2 separate regions of the Mus musculus genome follow, and region 2 is linked to region 1. A link is a loop called in an ENCODE intact Hi-C map of the cell type or tissue named here. Cell type or tissue: heart. All regions are shown on one strand.

Region 1 (8,000 bases):
GTTCATTGAAGCTGTGGCTGTACAAAACACCCGAATGTTGAATTGGCCATGGGCTTTTCAGCAGTGAATCAGTAAAACCAAACCAATGTTCCTACTGAAGGTGACCATTAGTGGTATTAAACTTGCCATTTCTCTTTATTATTGTTCAGAGTGACCAAACATCTGTTGTCTCCCCCTCCCTCCCAAACCCTGGTGGTACTCACATAATACAGGCTAATTTTTAAAAATTGAATTATGAGGATTCTTCTTTCTTTCCTATTTTCATATGTCCCCAAAGAGTGTTTGTATAGGTGATGGATGAGGGACAGCCTGGACCATACCTAGTGGTCAGCCTGGGAACTTGCTAGTGTTTTATGCTATTGTGGACTTGGAGTGGATTTTTCCATCTTGCCTTGGGGTTAACAGGAACTGGATAAAATTGAACCTAATTAACAAGGGAATTAATTTCAAAGCTTAGAAAGCAATTTTTCTAAGGAAGTTCAATGAAGCTGTGTAAACCACAGAGAAGCGTAGAGGAGAAAATACAATGGATGATTATTGAGGTAAGAACTTCACAAGGAAGAAAGATACAACGAAGGGTGGAAGCTGAAATTCAGCAGGAATGTAAAAATCTGTGGACATCTCACTGCTGGATGAGGCAACGCTGACTTCAGCTTTCTTTTCTCAGCTGTCTTTGGCACATGTGTATGGAAGAGACACTGGGAAGCTCACAGCAGAGCAAGGGGAAAAAAAAACCCCACATTTGTTTGGGATGAGGGAGTTTGAGTGGATACGAAAGAACTCTTAGCCAGCTGCTTGTTTTGGTTGAGCAGAATTTGGTGAAAGGAGTTTGAGTTGCTAGGAAAACAAACAAACCAACCAACCAACAAACAAAACACTACCACCACCACAACCATAAAACCAACAAAACCCTACTTTTCTTTTTGAAAAGTTGATTTATCCAGGAGGAACCAGGAAGTGAAAATTGCTGCTTTCACACTATTCTCTACAGAAATATGAATAAATGCCACTCAGCCGAGTATTGATTAAAATAGTATTTGTTCAGTTCCGACTTTATCACATGGTGCGGTAAAGCGAGGATGCTCACACAATGTCCTTTTAAATCTGTTCATTTCTTTATTGTACACATGAAAGTATACAAACAAATCGGGCCCTGAAGGGCTGCCCTATTCATTTATTACTTATGAACACTAGGGATGGAGAACACTGTGATCAGAGACAGTCTGTTCCCTTGGTAGTGTTGTTTAAAGGAAGAAAACAATACAGAAATGAGAAATTGTGCTATAAAGTGAGAGAATGGGGCTCAAGGCAACTGGGAGCAATTGTCAGGCTGTCACTTCAGTTGACATCAGCTTTCATTGACAGTAGAGCTAGAATCTCAAGGTTGAAGGGTTGTGCTGGACAAAGAAATGGGTGGCCCTTCTAGGTAGAATAAAGCTGTCAGGAGTGGAGACGGATGAGTTAAATGTAACACTCCCACCTCTCTCTTTAGTGAAATTGGGATGTTGTCACATGAATTAAGATCACCCAGTCCAGGTCACCCAGGCTGGATTTGAACTTGCTACGTAGCTGAGGATGCCCTTGAGTTCCTGATTCTCTTGTCGAGGAAGAGATTGCAGATGTACGCCAAGAGGCCTGACTCTTGGAGCCAGAAAGAGAAGAGATTTGTCTTAGATGTGAGTGGAAAGATTGTGTACAGATCCGACCGAGACACTGCCGAGGGAGTTAAATCATGGGGGGTGGGGCACATCACAACATCACAAATATTTGTTGTGTTCCGGTTGAATTTTATCTGCCCAAATAAGAGAAGAGGAAAATGGTGCCGGAAGAAACTCGGGGAGAAGGGAGCAAAGGCCAGACATTCAGGGAAGGTTTGGGCCCTTAATGGTTCATGAAAGGGATTATCAGGAACACATCTCTAATAAAAGAGAAGCAATCCAAACACCAAACCCTGCGCTGTTTACCAGCAGGAGATTTCGCTGTACTGCAGACAGTGTGGACTTACCCCCCAGAGCAAACACACAACTGCGTGTGTGTTTTCCTCCACTCAAGGCTCTGGAAATCAATTTCGAACCCATAAAATAGAAGTTTCCCAAACCAAATCCGCTATAAAATTTACCTCCGTGGAAAGGCCGTAGCTGTTACAGGAGGGCAGGATGATAGATCAGGAAGGCTTTTCTGTTTAAATATTTAAATAGATTTCTATTTGAACAGCTAAATGAAATCAAGCTCACTCTTTTATCTCAATAATTAAAAAGAAAATTGCTGGGCTTTCTTTGCCAAATGCTTAGGGCCGATTTCCCCCTTCCTTGAGCACCATTAGGGTACTCAAGGGTCTCCGCGTTGCTTCCGTTTTTTATTTTGGGGGTGGGGTGGGGAACAGTTCAAGGAGCCATTCAGTTAAGTCCCATTTCCTGGACAACAGTGGGACAGACTCCACTGGCTTCCTAATGAAGAGCAGATAGGCTTAATCATTAATTGCCAGGTTAATGAGGCTGAACCATTACTCACAGGGCCTGTCTGGGAGAGACAACCGGAGCTGTGGCTCCAGGGAGGACAGCCTTAGGGCTCAGCATGTTTCTTCCTGTAATTGGCAACTGGGAATAGGCTTCTCTCTGTGACATTTGCATCCGAAGGCACCCCTTTTACTTGCAAGGCAGGATAGTTTTAATTTTGAGTTTAGGACTTATCTATGTCCGTTTCCCTTGGCAACACTATCTATGACATTTTTGTTCTTCGTTTTTTTTTTTTTTTTTTCTTTTCCCATTACCATGTAGTTCGTGGTTATTTAAAAAAAAAAATAGAAACCAGATAAATGATACAAAAATTGAACTAGGAGTAGCTTAAAAATTGGCCATCCACTCAAGAAAATCATTAGCATTTTGATTATTCCTGTCGCTGTAAAACCCACAACTCGTCTCTTAAATGGAGTAAGAGAAGAGTTTATTCTGGAGCCACTTTGAGGGACCGCGGTCCAGGAAGGCAGATTTAGGTTACCTCAAATTCCACGTTCCAGTGTGGAAGCAGTTTGTTTCATGATGTTTTAAAGTTTACAGAACAGAGGCGTGAGTCAGGGCAAGTTTAAAATACCCTGGTGGGAACATCTGAAAGGCGGAGAGATAGGGGAAGCTTTGCCACAGATCTTTGCTATCTCATGACATTCTTAGCTTTTGGGTTGGTGGAAGCCAATGGTCCAATAAGTTAATAGATTCCAAAAAGATTTCCATCTCCTCTCACAAGATGTTAGTTTCAACACAGAAGTGGTCAAGGAATGGCTGCTCTGGATGGCTAGAAGTGGTCCAGGATAAGGATATGAAACTGTGACACACTCCAAACTCTCCTTAAGAGTGAGATTCTGATCAGTTTCTCCAGACATGGCTGCTTCTCAGTTTTCAGTCACAGTTCCCCACGTTGGCCAAGCATCTCATTTTGTGCCTGCAGACGCCACATGTTATTTACTAAATATTATAAGGTTCCTTATAGCTAGGAGAAACTTGACTTTTTGTCTTGTAGTTACATGAATATGAAATATGTTATTCATAACATTAGAGACATACCACCTATATGTATGCATAACCATCTACCTGTACGCAAAGGCATACAGGCACACAGTGCCATGCTGTTTTAACATAATATATTATTATGTTTAGGTGAGTAAATGAGTTTTTTTTTTTTATAATTTTGTAAGATGGAAGATGGTGACATAACTTGTTTGAAGCTCTTTGCTTTATGTAGGATCAGGAAACCCTGCAGGAATTAAGGTTCTATATTTTCCGCTATAGTTATGGGGTGTTTATGAAAATTAGTGGCATGATACCTTAAGTTATGAACCTAATGAAAGTGAAGCAAAAATTTCAAACATCTCAGTGCTCCATATTAAAAAAAAACCCAAACAAACAAACAAACAAACACCTCCCAATGACACAGATATACCAGATTATTGCCTGGCTGGTATTCCATCTGATCTTCATGGACTGTAAAATGAAAGTTAATATTTTTCACATGTGATCGTCTGTAAATAGTTATGACTACGCGGTGATCTGGTGCCTAGCAAGGTGTGGGAGTTAGAAGCATTAAGGTTTCTACACAAAGGGGCTCTTTGCCCTGTAGGCACCACAGCTGTGCTTGCTGAAAACCTTACCAGCAGGGGGCGCTGTACTTCCAGGACATAACCCAGTCTTGTCACATGCTCTGGAACAGTTGGCAGAGCTTTGAATGCTGCTGTAAGAGCTCACAATTCTGCAAGCACAGAATTTTACTGGAAAGTTATAGTCTCTCATGAAATGTCATGAGTTTGAAGTCCTCCCATCAGAAGATTGGGGCAACAGAGCAAAAATGAAAAACATTATTTAATAAAAATTCACTGGTCGCTTATAATTGCCACACGGTAGAAACGTCACTCTCGAAGGGAAAATCCTCCCTGCAGACCACTGGGAAATAAAGACACAAGGGGCGTGTTTCCCAAGTGTACGCCAACAATGATGTTGATGGTTCTGTTGTGACCTGGGGAACCCATACGATTTCCCTGGAGAAGTCACATTTGAAATGAGCTTGCAGTGACCAGGAACATAAGGACAGAGATATGGAAGAATTCCTAAAGCAGTTAAAAAGGAGCAATGGTTTGACAAAGATGATATACAAAGTTTGGTGATCTTGCTTTCTATTACCCCAAAATGTAAGCTTGAATTTCTAGAGTAGAATTGCACAATAAAAACGAGAAAGGCCGATGGTTAGTGGAGCTTATGCTGTGGCTTAGGACACGTGGCCAACATATGATACATTCATTAGATGAAACCATCAGCACAGATACTTCCCAGACGGTTCAGGTCCCATTGCCTTGTATTTCAGTGGCTCCAGTTGGCTACTCCCTGTCCTTACACACACACACACACTCTCTCTCTCTCTCTCTCTCTCTCTCTCTCTCAGATACATTTACTCACATTTTCTCAAATACTCTCTTATGTACACACACTCGCTCACACACATGCACACACACATGCACACATATGCATTCACACACTCACACATTTACACACACACTCTTTCTCATATACATGTTCTCTCACGCACATTCACTCACCCACACACTTTCTTATACACATATATTCTCTCACACACATTCACTTTCTCTCACCACAGGAACACATAAAGAGGGGTGGGGGAGGGGAGGGAGAATTTCTTTTGACAAACATGGGAAAGGTAAGATAGAGAGACCTTCTTCACTCTTCATGTCCTGATTGTCAAAATTGGTGGACATTTGTAAATCACCATCGCCTAGAAAGAAAGAATCAGTCTGAACCTCACAGTTTATTTCTAGAGCTATGAGTATTTAAAGTTCAGTTTCCAATAAGTATGATTCACTGAAGCCTGTGGTCCTCAGGAAGGTAAATCAATACCTGTCAGTCTACCCCAGGAGTTGGGCTTGGTGATGATGTTGTAAACACTTTGCTGATAAAGTGGAAAAAGAAGTACTTCTCAGGAGGAGGAGTCAGTTGATTGCAGATCTGGGCAGGGTTATCCATCTTGAAGCTGCTATTTGGACAGTTACCTGTTGCTCTAAATCTTCCCTGTATTGGTGTGTGTTCCCAAGGGAGACACTGAAATCTAAGGCACCTTCTGCTGTGAGAAGCAACTTTCATTTCCTTTTCTTATGGTGGTTGGTAGTTTTGCTGTTTTCTAGACAAAAGAGATGGAATGTATGGGGGAATCTTTTGGCTCTAAGTTGTGTAAAATTTGTGGCCTTATTTTGGGTTTAAGTGTAAGTGACAGCCCCTGCAGAGTGTCAGGAGGGGACAGTTCCAAGGCACCTGTTACTTTGATGAAGCACTGATGGACTTTGTCAGTTACCTGAAGAAATAACTTCTCTTTCCTGGGAAGTGGAACTTACATCAGAACTGGGCATGTTGTAGCTTCTAGAGTATTATCAATGTTTATTTTTGGCTATGTTCAAATGTGTGCTTATGTCTTTAAATGTGTGTCCATCTACTTCACAATTGAGATTTTTTTTTTTTGGTTTTTGTTTTGTTTTGGAGGGTGGGAAAGGGAAGAAAGAATGAGAAATGATTGGGTTTGAATAGGCAAGCAAGAGTGCAGAAAGAAGCAATGGCATTAAACATGTTTGAGAGACAGTAATTGTAATGGTGAGCATATGAGCAAGACAGCTGCCTGCAGCATATATGAGAAACAACCCAAAATGTGCAATAATACTTGGTTATCGATCTAGCCCAGGATCCTCAGAAAACTGTGCCTATCCTAGCTGGTTCTTCTCCTTCTCCTTCTCCTTCTCCTTCTCCTTCTCCTTCTCCTTCTCCTTCTCCTTCTCCTTCTCCTTCTCCTTCTCCTTCTCCTTCTCCTTCTCCTTCTCCTTCTCCTTCTCCTTCTCCTTCTCCTTCTCCTTCTCCTTCTCCTTCTCCTTCTTCTTCTTCTTCTTCTTCTTCTTCTTCTTCTTCTTCTTCTTCTTCTTCTTCTTCTTCTTCTTTCAACTTGATACAAGCTAGATTTATCTGGAAAAAGGAACTTCAATGGAGAAAATATCTCCATCCAATTGCCTGACTGAAAGTCAGTAGGGAATTGTATTGATTAATGATTTCTATTTGAGGACCTGGCCCCTATAAGTTGTAGAAAACAGAAAGCAGAGTAAACTATGGGGAGCCAAAGAGCAGCACTCCTCAATTTCTTTCCTCCTCTTCCTCCTCCTTCTTCAGATTTATTTATTTATTTATTTATTTATTTATTTATTTACTGCACACTGTAGCTGTGCAGATGGTTGTGAGCTATCATGTGGTTGCTGGGAATTGAATTCAGGACCTCTGCTCGATATGGCCCAACTTGCTCTGGCTCAAAGATTTATTTATTATTATATGTAAGTATACTGTAGCTGTCTTTAGATACACCAGAAGAAGGCATCAGATCTCATTACAGATGGTTGTGAGACACCATGTAGTTGCTGGGATTTGACCTCAGGACTTTTGGAAGAGCAGGCAGTGCTCTTAACTGCTGAGCCATCTCTCCAGCCCCTCTCTTCAGTTTTTGCTTCCAGGTTCCTGCCTTGACTTTTCTTCATGATGGATTATATCTTAGTTAGGGTTTTACTGTTGTGAACAGACACCATGACCAAGGTAAGTCTTATAAAGGACAACATTTAGTTGGGGCTGGCTTACAGGTTCAGAGGTTCAGTTCATTATCATCAAGGGGGGAGGATGGCAGCATCCAGGCAGGCATTATGTAGGAGGAGCTGAGAGTTCAGTATATTCATCTGAAGGCTGCTAGCAGAATACTGACTTCCAGGCAGCTAGGGTGAGGGTCTTAAAGCCCATGCCCACAGTGACACAGCTACTCCAACAAGGCCATACCTACTCTAACTGGGCCACACCAAACCAAACCAAACCAAACCAAACCAAACCAAACCAACCCCCCTTGGGGAATGCTCTTGTGCTGCGAAGAGGTCTGAAACACGAGCAGGCACGCACTCAGTTTTGTGAAATGCTTGCCCAGAGGGTATAGACTCAGCAGTCTCCTACAAGGGAAAGAAGAGGAGGCGCAGAAAGTCATCAGTGTTTGCTGTATGGATGTTCTCTATCCTGTGTGGCCCTTCCAGATACATGGCTTAGCAGCGGTGCAGGAGAGTAAGCCCATGATGCTAACAGTCCCAGTGCAAGGTGATCCCTCCACCATGGTTGAGATAAGACTCAGGCCTGTGTGCAAGTGCTCTGCCTCAGAGCTACGTCCTGCCCTGGGTCACGGTCTTATTAGTAGTGACTGGTAACACTCAAAAATCTTGGTTGAACAAATCCAGGCAGGAACACATGCAGTTTGGTACAAGGTAAAAATTAAATCTTGCTTTTCATTTTATTTTATTTCTTGGTCTGCTATCCAGTGGAGTAATTTAATGCCTATTCTGAAAATGCAAGTTTAATAATTGTAATTTAATAATTTAAAGCAGTTCAACTCTGCCCACTGTTAACTCTCTTCAGAAACAGCATATACATGTATCAATATTA
Region 2 (8,000 bases), 150 kb before region 1:
TTTTAAGAGGGATGTTGAGAAAATAAGATCCGGGGTAATAAAGTCTGAAATGTCTCAATTAATAGTTGTTTTTAATTAAGAAAGAAACTTGTTTTAATTAAGAAAGGTCTCACTTATTAGGGCTGGGTAGAAGAATGACACCTTGTACTATGGAATGCTCCTACTTGGGTATGCTTAGAACCTGGTTAGTCAACTATCACAGGGTGCATAGGCATGGCTCTCTCTGGCCATGTTTCACTTATATTTTAGTGTGAGCTATGAGTTCATACTTATATTCCCCGTGAGCTGACCAGAGACTTCTTCTGCTTTATGTTGGCTGTGCAGTGCTTCTCTATTTAAAAGGGGTCATTTCCATTCCATTTAACTGAGCCCTGTGCCCACACCCCACATGCTCACAGCAAAGGGGTCTGATGGTTAGCTCCCACTTGGAGTCTACAGTCTAGCATGCTCCCAGGGACCTATTGTTTTATTACTGCAGGTTCTTTGGCAAGAAAGGTGAGCACAACTGCTATGCTTACTCAGCTTGTCTGGTGACAGCTACATCTGCTTCTCCATCAGCACCTTTGGGTCTAACTGTCTGTTATTCGCTGTCTGTAACACTGAAGAATCTTCCTGAATCTGGATTGGAAAATCTCCACCCCTCTGCAAGGTCTTCCACAAAATAATAGCTTTGTGAAGTGATGCATTTTCTTCCTTCCTTCCTTCCTTCCTTCCTTCCTTCCTTCCTTCCTTCCTTCCTTCCTTCTTTCCTTCCTTTTTTTCTTTCACTTCTTTTTTGAGACAGGGTCTCCTTATGTAGCCTTGGCTGTCTTGGAGCTCAGCATGTAGACCAGGCTGGCCTTAAACTTAAACTCCTGAGTGCTGGGACTAAATGTGTGTGTCATGATGCTCAAGTTGATGTATTTCTTATGGTTGGATTATTAAAGTGGTGACTGTCAAATGGGGATATGTTAAAACCCGTGCAAAGGAAACTTTTGTCAAGAAGGTAATTACAAAATATATTTGATAATGAAGCAGCTAATGTATGTCATATTCAGATCTCTTCCTATAATAAAATAATAAATAATTACCTATCCAGAGTAAAATATCAGCACAAGAGATTAGACTTGTCAGTGATTGTGTTCACATTCTCTTATTTGCTGCTCTGCTGAGCTAAGCAACCAATGTCAGTCTCTCCCTTAAGCCAAGGGATGTGACCCAGTTTTCTATACTACCCACTGGCTGCTGATCTATGTCATGGCTTAGTATGGAAAAATTTGAAAACCTAAGGATAATTGTGGTTAATGAGCAGCTATATTATAGAAGGGGCTGAAGAGGAGAAATCAGAAGTCACTAGGCATTCTGTAATGAGAAGAAAGCAGGGAGACAGAGGAGAAACATCATCTAGAAGCAGCGAATTGATGGTGGGACACTGGGCAGTGGCTACTGCTGCAAAATGGTTCCCAGATTGTGCTAAATCTTGAAGCATGGCTGTAGGTTCCTCTTACCATTGCTCCTAAATGCATTCACTGTTGAAATAACTACTCATTATTTGAGATAAATTAAACTCACCTGTGCAACAAAGGTCCTGGTGACTAATGATTTACCCTCTGGCCTGACTGCATTGGAATGTATAGGGAGTCAATATTCCCCAGCCAAGCTACATGTGAAATATTGTGGCAGTATTGGGCAGAGTTCCGGGAGATGCCTTCTCATCTTATCCATTTGCTTAGAAAAGGTAAATTTCACACAGTTGAGGTATCTCATTTAACAATATCCAGCAGAATTAATATTTACAGCTTTCTGAATAAAGTAGGACTTTACATTTTAAGTTACCTTTATTTATTTGTTTGTGTGCACAGCTGTGTGTGGAGAGCAGAGTATAACTTGTGGGATCTAATTCTTTCCTTCTACCTGGTGGGCTCCAGGGATTAAGCTCAGGTCATCAGGTTGGGTGGCATCTGTACCTTCGGAGTCATCTGACCTCCTAACCACAGATGGTCTTTATCAGTCGTGAGAAATACACATGATTCAACACAGGCCTTTGTGACCCGCACAGCGAATAAATAAGGGCCAAATAATTATGGAAGGTAGATTTTTTTTTTTTTTTTGCGACAGGTTCTCACTATGTAGCTATAGCTGGCCTGCAACTCACTGTATATTAAGCTTCACTTGAATTTGAAGAGATCTGCCTGCCTCTGCCTCCTGACCCTGAGCAGTGTGTGTGTGTAAAGACGGAGCTTGTGTGCTAACGGTCTTATGAATGCTAAGCACACGCCATCGCTGTACTACACTACCAGGTCCTATCAAAAAAAGCTACTTTATTTTTTTGTCTCCACGTATCCCTTTACACTGGCTTAGTATGAGGGACATCTGACCTATACTTGGGGACTCTCAGGCTGCTGATATTTGCATCACTTAAAAGCCTCTCATTACAGACAGCCCCATTTAACAATGGCCTCACCTCATCCTGTGCAGAGTTACAAAATCATTTGTCTATGTTTTCATGTATGACTTAGCTCAGGGCTCACATAGGGTCTACTATATTATCTTGACATTGGTCCAAGCCATTTGCTATACATTTATGCACCAGAAGAGTCTGAATGATATGCAACGTTCTCATTATTCCGGTTCCTAAGGATGGTTCTTTTTCTTTTCTTTCTTTCTTTTTTTTTTCTTCCAAGACAGGGTTTCTCTGTATAGCCCTGGCTGTCCTGGAACTCACTTTGTAGACCAGGCTGACCTCGAACTCAGAAATCCGCCTGCCTCTGCCTCCCAAGTGCTGGGATTAAAGGCGTGTGCTACCACGCCCGGCTCTAAGGATGGTTCTAAGACAGCTTCTTTGGACTGGCTCTGTTCTATGTATTCTTCGTTTGGCTCATGGAGATCTTTACCGAGACTCCAACCCTTGCTCCAGAATGACTCTCTTGAACATACAACTTTTAAAAAATATTTTCATTCTTTTTTTTTCATTTTAAAGATTTATTTATTTTATGTATGTGAATATAACTGTAGCTGTTCAGAAGATTGTGAGCCTTCATGTGGTTGTTGGGAATTGAATTTTTAGGACCTCTGCTTGCTCTGGTTGGCCCCACTCGCTCCAGTCAACTTCCCTCGCTCAGTCCCTGCTCGCTCCAGCCCACAGATTTATTTATTATTATACACAAGTACACTGCAGTTGACTTCTGACACACCAGAAGAGGGCATCAGATCTCATTATGGATGGTTGTGAGCCACCATGTGGTTGTTGGGATTTGAACTCACGACCTTCAGAGGAGCAATCAGTGCTCTTACCTGCTGGGCCACCTTGCCAGCCCAAATATTTTTATTCTTACTGATTTTGCTTATAAATTGTCCACTCCCCCAATCTTAACAGCTGTTTTTTTCTAAACATAGACATGCAATGATTGCATATATTTGTGGAATATAGTATGCTTTCTCAGTCATGTGTACAATGACAAGAATTGAATATCAACCAATTCTAATGAAAATCTGTGCTTTGGCTGCGGTGAGAACACTTGTCACACAAGTGCAAGGACCATATAAAAGCTGGTTCCCAGTACTCGGGAGGCAGAGACACAGACGCTATGGAACAAGCTAAATAGCTAGACTAGGTGGATCAGCAATGTAGAAGTTCAGCAAGAGACGCTGCCTCATTATATAAGTCGGGAGTGGATGGGTTGGGGAGCAGGGCGGGGGAGGGTATAGGGGGCTTTGGAGATAGCATTTGAAATGTAAATGAAGAAAACATCTAATAAAAAAAGAAATACAAGAGAACACAGGTAAACAGCTTGAAGCCTGTAAAGAGGAAACACACACACACACACACACACACACACACACACACACACACACACAGAAATCGTCAACTAAGATATCTATTGTCAACCTTAGCCTCCACACACATGTGGACCTATACATCCATGTGCATGCAGAAGACGTAGGTAAAAGTGCACATAGACATGTATGGTACCACACAATACATATGTAATAAACAATTAGAAAACCTATGCTTGTCTTAAAGGTGCTTTGGAAGAGCTCCTGTCTGCTCCTAGTGAAAGTGGTGACTTGAGGTTACAGCATCCTGTGGTCTGTCATGTTCTGAGGGTTTCTGCCCCTTGGCTTTGTTCTTCGGTGAGGTATCCTTTGTAGACTTCAGCCATGAGAAAGCATGGTGTTTAGTGAGGAGAGTCCTTCCTTGGAGTTTACATTCTCATATAACACTACCCTGCCTTGCATAACCCTGAAAATGTCAGCTCAGAGATGCTAGCATTCGGTCGTCTTCTATGCAATGTGTGTAGGTGATACGAGTGCTGACAAACCAGAGGTGAGGTGGTTTATAGAGCAGAGCCCTGTGCTAAAAATACCAGTTGCTGATGATTCGAGAAAGTTAGAAATAGAAATAACCTACCAGCCATATATCTGCAGGGAGAGAGGCATCCAGCATTTAATCATTCGTCCTCCTCAAAACTCTCTGGGAGGAAAATCATGATCTCATTTCAAATAATCAGGGGAAGATTTTTTTTTTTTCCATGAGCTAGGTGACTCAGGCCTTAGAGTTTGTCCTTTATTTCTGAATCTTGTGATTTCACAAAATTAGTGAGGCAGTTTTATTTCTAGCCACGCGTTCTTTATTGTTAAACTTTAGAGGGGTTGAGGGCCGAACCTCATCAAGAGATGCAGATTATTCTGCGTGTTTTTGCTCTGCTGGGAGATGGGTGCGCCATTATGTTTCTCTGGGTTGTGTCGTCCACTGATTTGGAGAATTGCTCCCATAGCTCTTGGGTTGAGTGAACATTTAAATTCACCCTGGCTCCTTATGAAACATTCAGCAAAGAAGAGATGCAATTACTAAAGAAATGAAATAAGAAAAAAAAATACATTGAAAGTAAATGGAATAACACTTCAGAAAGACATGTCCATTGAGCAGCAGAAGCCGATGGCCGCATTAGCACCTTTACTCCACCAGGGGGCAGTAGCTACCACACAACAGGAAACTCAGGACTCTTTCGTACTTTAAATTTTGACTTTTCCCCCCCTAATACTTTTTGTGATTTTCCCCCTACCAACATTCATGCTTTGCTAATCTTCGATTTTTGAAAGCTAATATCTGTTTCTGTCTGAAATAATTGGACTCAAAGTAAAATACAATTTCCTGAAAGGGTACATAATGGGAAAACACTTTAGCGCTCCATCGTAAGTGAAAAGCTTTCAAAGTCTATATTCCCACAGGAAAACGGTAAATACATAAAGCTTTTAATTTTCTCTGTGACTCAACTCATTTAAAAGTGGCGATTGTGAGCCTGCAGCCCGTGGAAGTCTGTGTGAGGGTCACGTCATTTTTTGCATCTCGAGGTGTGACCGCAAGTTTGACCAACATATTTTCATAGAATGTCTAACACATTGGCTACATTTCCATTTTCTTTACAGCCTGAATACACATTCAAGGTATGATGCCGCTCTCCAGCAAAAGCTAGCCACAGCAGGGAGACTGTCATGTCATGACTTTTATGTCTGAAAGTTACATTTAGTGGTCAATTTTATCCTTCAAAGCTGTCTCAGTTCCCATGCTTGCACCAATCACTTACCTTTGTGAGTGGAGGTCCTCTGTACAGATATGCAACTTAGGTAAATCCTGAGAATCTTAGCTGTTTCCAATCAGCGGTTTCTAGGTATTGGCTAGATCTAGTTTGGATAACAGTTCGTATAGAGACCTTTTCAAAAGGATTTATTTTATTATTAATCATATGCATGTGTGCGTTAGGTACCCGACTGACAGTGCCCACACAGGATAACAGCTGAGACCCAGCCGAGCTGGGAGACACAGGTGACTGTGAGGCATCCTATGTAGGGTTCTGAGGACTGAATCCAGGTCCTTCTGTAAAAGCAGCAAGTGCTCTCAACGGCTGAACTCTCTAGACCCCAGAATTGTCTTCTAAAGACAAGGTCTCAAGTAGCCTGGAACGGCCTCAATTCACCACGCGTTGCTAAGGATAACTTTGAATTTCTGATTCACCCACCTCGATTTCCAAAGTGATGTGATTACAGGTTTGTGTGTGTGTGTGTGTGTGTGTGGGTGCGTGTGTGTGTGTGTGTGTGTGACTGCAGTGGGTTTATAGAGTGCTAGAAACTGAACCCAGTACTTTACACATGTTAGGCAAACACATTACCAACTGACCGACATCTTCAGTCCTTAGCATTTTAAAAAAGTATTGCCAGAAGCTTGGAGGGATGCTCGAGTACTTAAGAACGTTTGCTTCTCTTGCAGAAGTCCTGGGTTCAATTTCCAGCATCCACACAGCAGCTTAAAACTGTAATTTCAGTTCAAGGGGATCCAATGCCCCTTCTAGCATCTGCAGGCACTGGGCACACTTGTAGTGCACATACATACATGCAGGCAGAATACTCATATACATAAAATGAAAGAATAAATCTTAAAAAGATATTACTAGGACTGAAGGATCATAGAAGCTTTTCAGTCTTTCTTATAATTGTTAAATGAAACCAAGAATTGCCCTGAAAATTGTCTGAATTTTGAAAGTCAATGTTTCTTTTTTTGTTTTTCGGTTTGTTTTTCTTTTTCAGTAATGAAGAATTGATTCCTCCATTTGAGGCCGGCCTTGTCAGCAAGAAAATAATAAATGCCTCAGATGTGGGAGGTCATTTCAATTGTTCAACCATCTAAACACCATTGAAGAAATGACCTTTACCAAGACAAATGTGCTAAGTAGAAAACCTGTTACTAAAAGAAAAAGAACACAGACACAGTCCCCGCTTCCCCCATTTTTTTTTTGTTGTTGTTGAAGAAACCTGGTTCTTTACCATGAAACTTCCTCTTTTCCCTCCCTCACCCTTCTCTCCCTTTCTCTCTCCACATTATGGGAACCGGTCATGCTATTTAGTGATTATTTTCAAAAGCAATAATAAATGTAACAACTGTTCTAGAGTATTGGTGGTTATGCACTTCAATGTACATGCAGGATATTTAAAAGATAAAGAGCTAATTCCAACAGGAGTAGACCACGTCTGTATTATTATGATCAGGTTTTTCTTAGTAGTTCTGGGATCAGAAATTTCTCTTCTGCTCTAGTAGTTATTATCCTCATTTACCATATTCAATCAAGTTTATAGGTTCACAATTCTTGTATGTCTCATCCACTAAGTATTTTAAACTAAAAAGCATTGCAGCCTTTAAACATGACGAAACAGCATTATCAAATGTATCTTTACCCAGGGAAACAGATAGAGGAGGCCATTTCTTTTATGGAGAAATACCATTCATGTTAATTTCACACACAAATAGGAAGTGACAGCGTGTAGCAGAGACTCTGGGACACCAAGTAGGTCCAAGGTTTGGCTTTCCTATCTGTTGCGATGTAAATCTGGGCAGGTCCTTTAACATCTCTGGTACAGGTATGATGGAGGAAAGCCCAGGTTTACACAGAAGTGTTAAAGAGTTGAATGGCAGAGTGGAATCCTGCCTGGTATGTAATAAATGCCCTGTAAGACTGTCTGTCCTTGTGGTTACAGGAGGCTTGTGTGTGAGCCATGTTACATTGTCTCCTGCCTTTTACAGAGAAGGAAATAATACATAGTAATACCCACTACTTCGTAGCGCGTCACAGAGATGCGCTACGAAGGGCAAACTGATAATGTCTTTAGCTGTGACTGACAAGGTGAAGGGAACACTCACTGCCCACAGAGAGCATGTGGTCCGTGTGCTAAGGAGTGCCTTGAGGTAGGTAGCATATCATTCTCTGTGAATGGCCTGAGCTGTCAGCAGGGTGCTTGGCCTGGGAACACGCGCTCTTCTCCTCCTCTTTGGCCTGACAGTAACCAAGATTCCTACTGCTTGTGTTGATCTTCACTGACATTGGGTCTTCTGCAGCTTCTGCCTAGAAGGTCATTGCATTTGCTCTCTGGCTGGCTGCCATTACCTGTTGATTTTCTCTCAATCCCATCCCAGGAGACATCAGCTCAGATGGTGACCAGGTCCTTTAGCTAGCTGTTGGCCTTCATAA

Evidence for each region. A loop is a pair of places that touch in the nucleus more often than their neighbours do. Peaks named below come from ENCODE experiments on the same cell type or tissue, not always from the same donor. Only the 100,000 strongest peaks of a DNase experiment are listed, where the experiment ranks them.
Region 2: a loop joins it to region 1, with 2.2 times the contacts of the local background. A loop is called at or near these places in 2 of 42 quality-filtered maps.

Annotation. Positions count from the first base shown.
Region 1 is chr12:58,798,767-58,806,766 of GRCm38, reverse strand. No RefSeq gene overlaps it. Among named protein-coding and RNA genes, the nearest start is that of Sec23a, 210 kb to the left of the region's middle. In heart, a CTCF peak has its summit at 4,138 (motif pointing right); a DNase peak (open chromatin) is centred at 4,136.
Region 2 is chr12:58,944,376-58,952,375 of GRCm38, reverse strand. No RefSeq gene overlaps it. Among named protein-coding and RNA genes, the nearest start is that of Sec23a, 64 kb to the left of the region's middle. In heart, a CTCF peak has its summit at 4,931 (motif pointing right); no DNase peak of the experiment used is centred here; H3K27ac peaks cover 441 bases.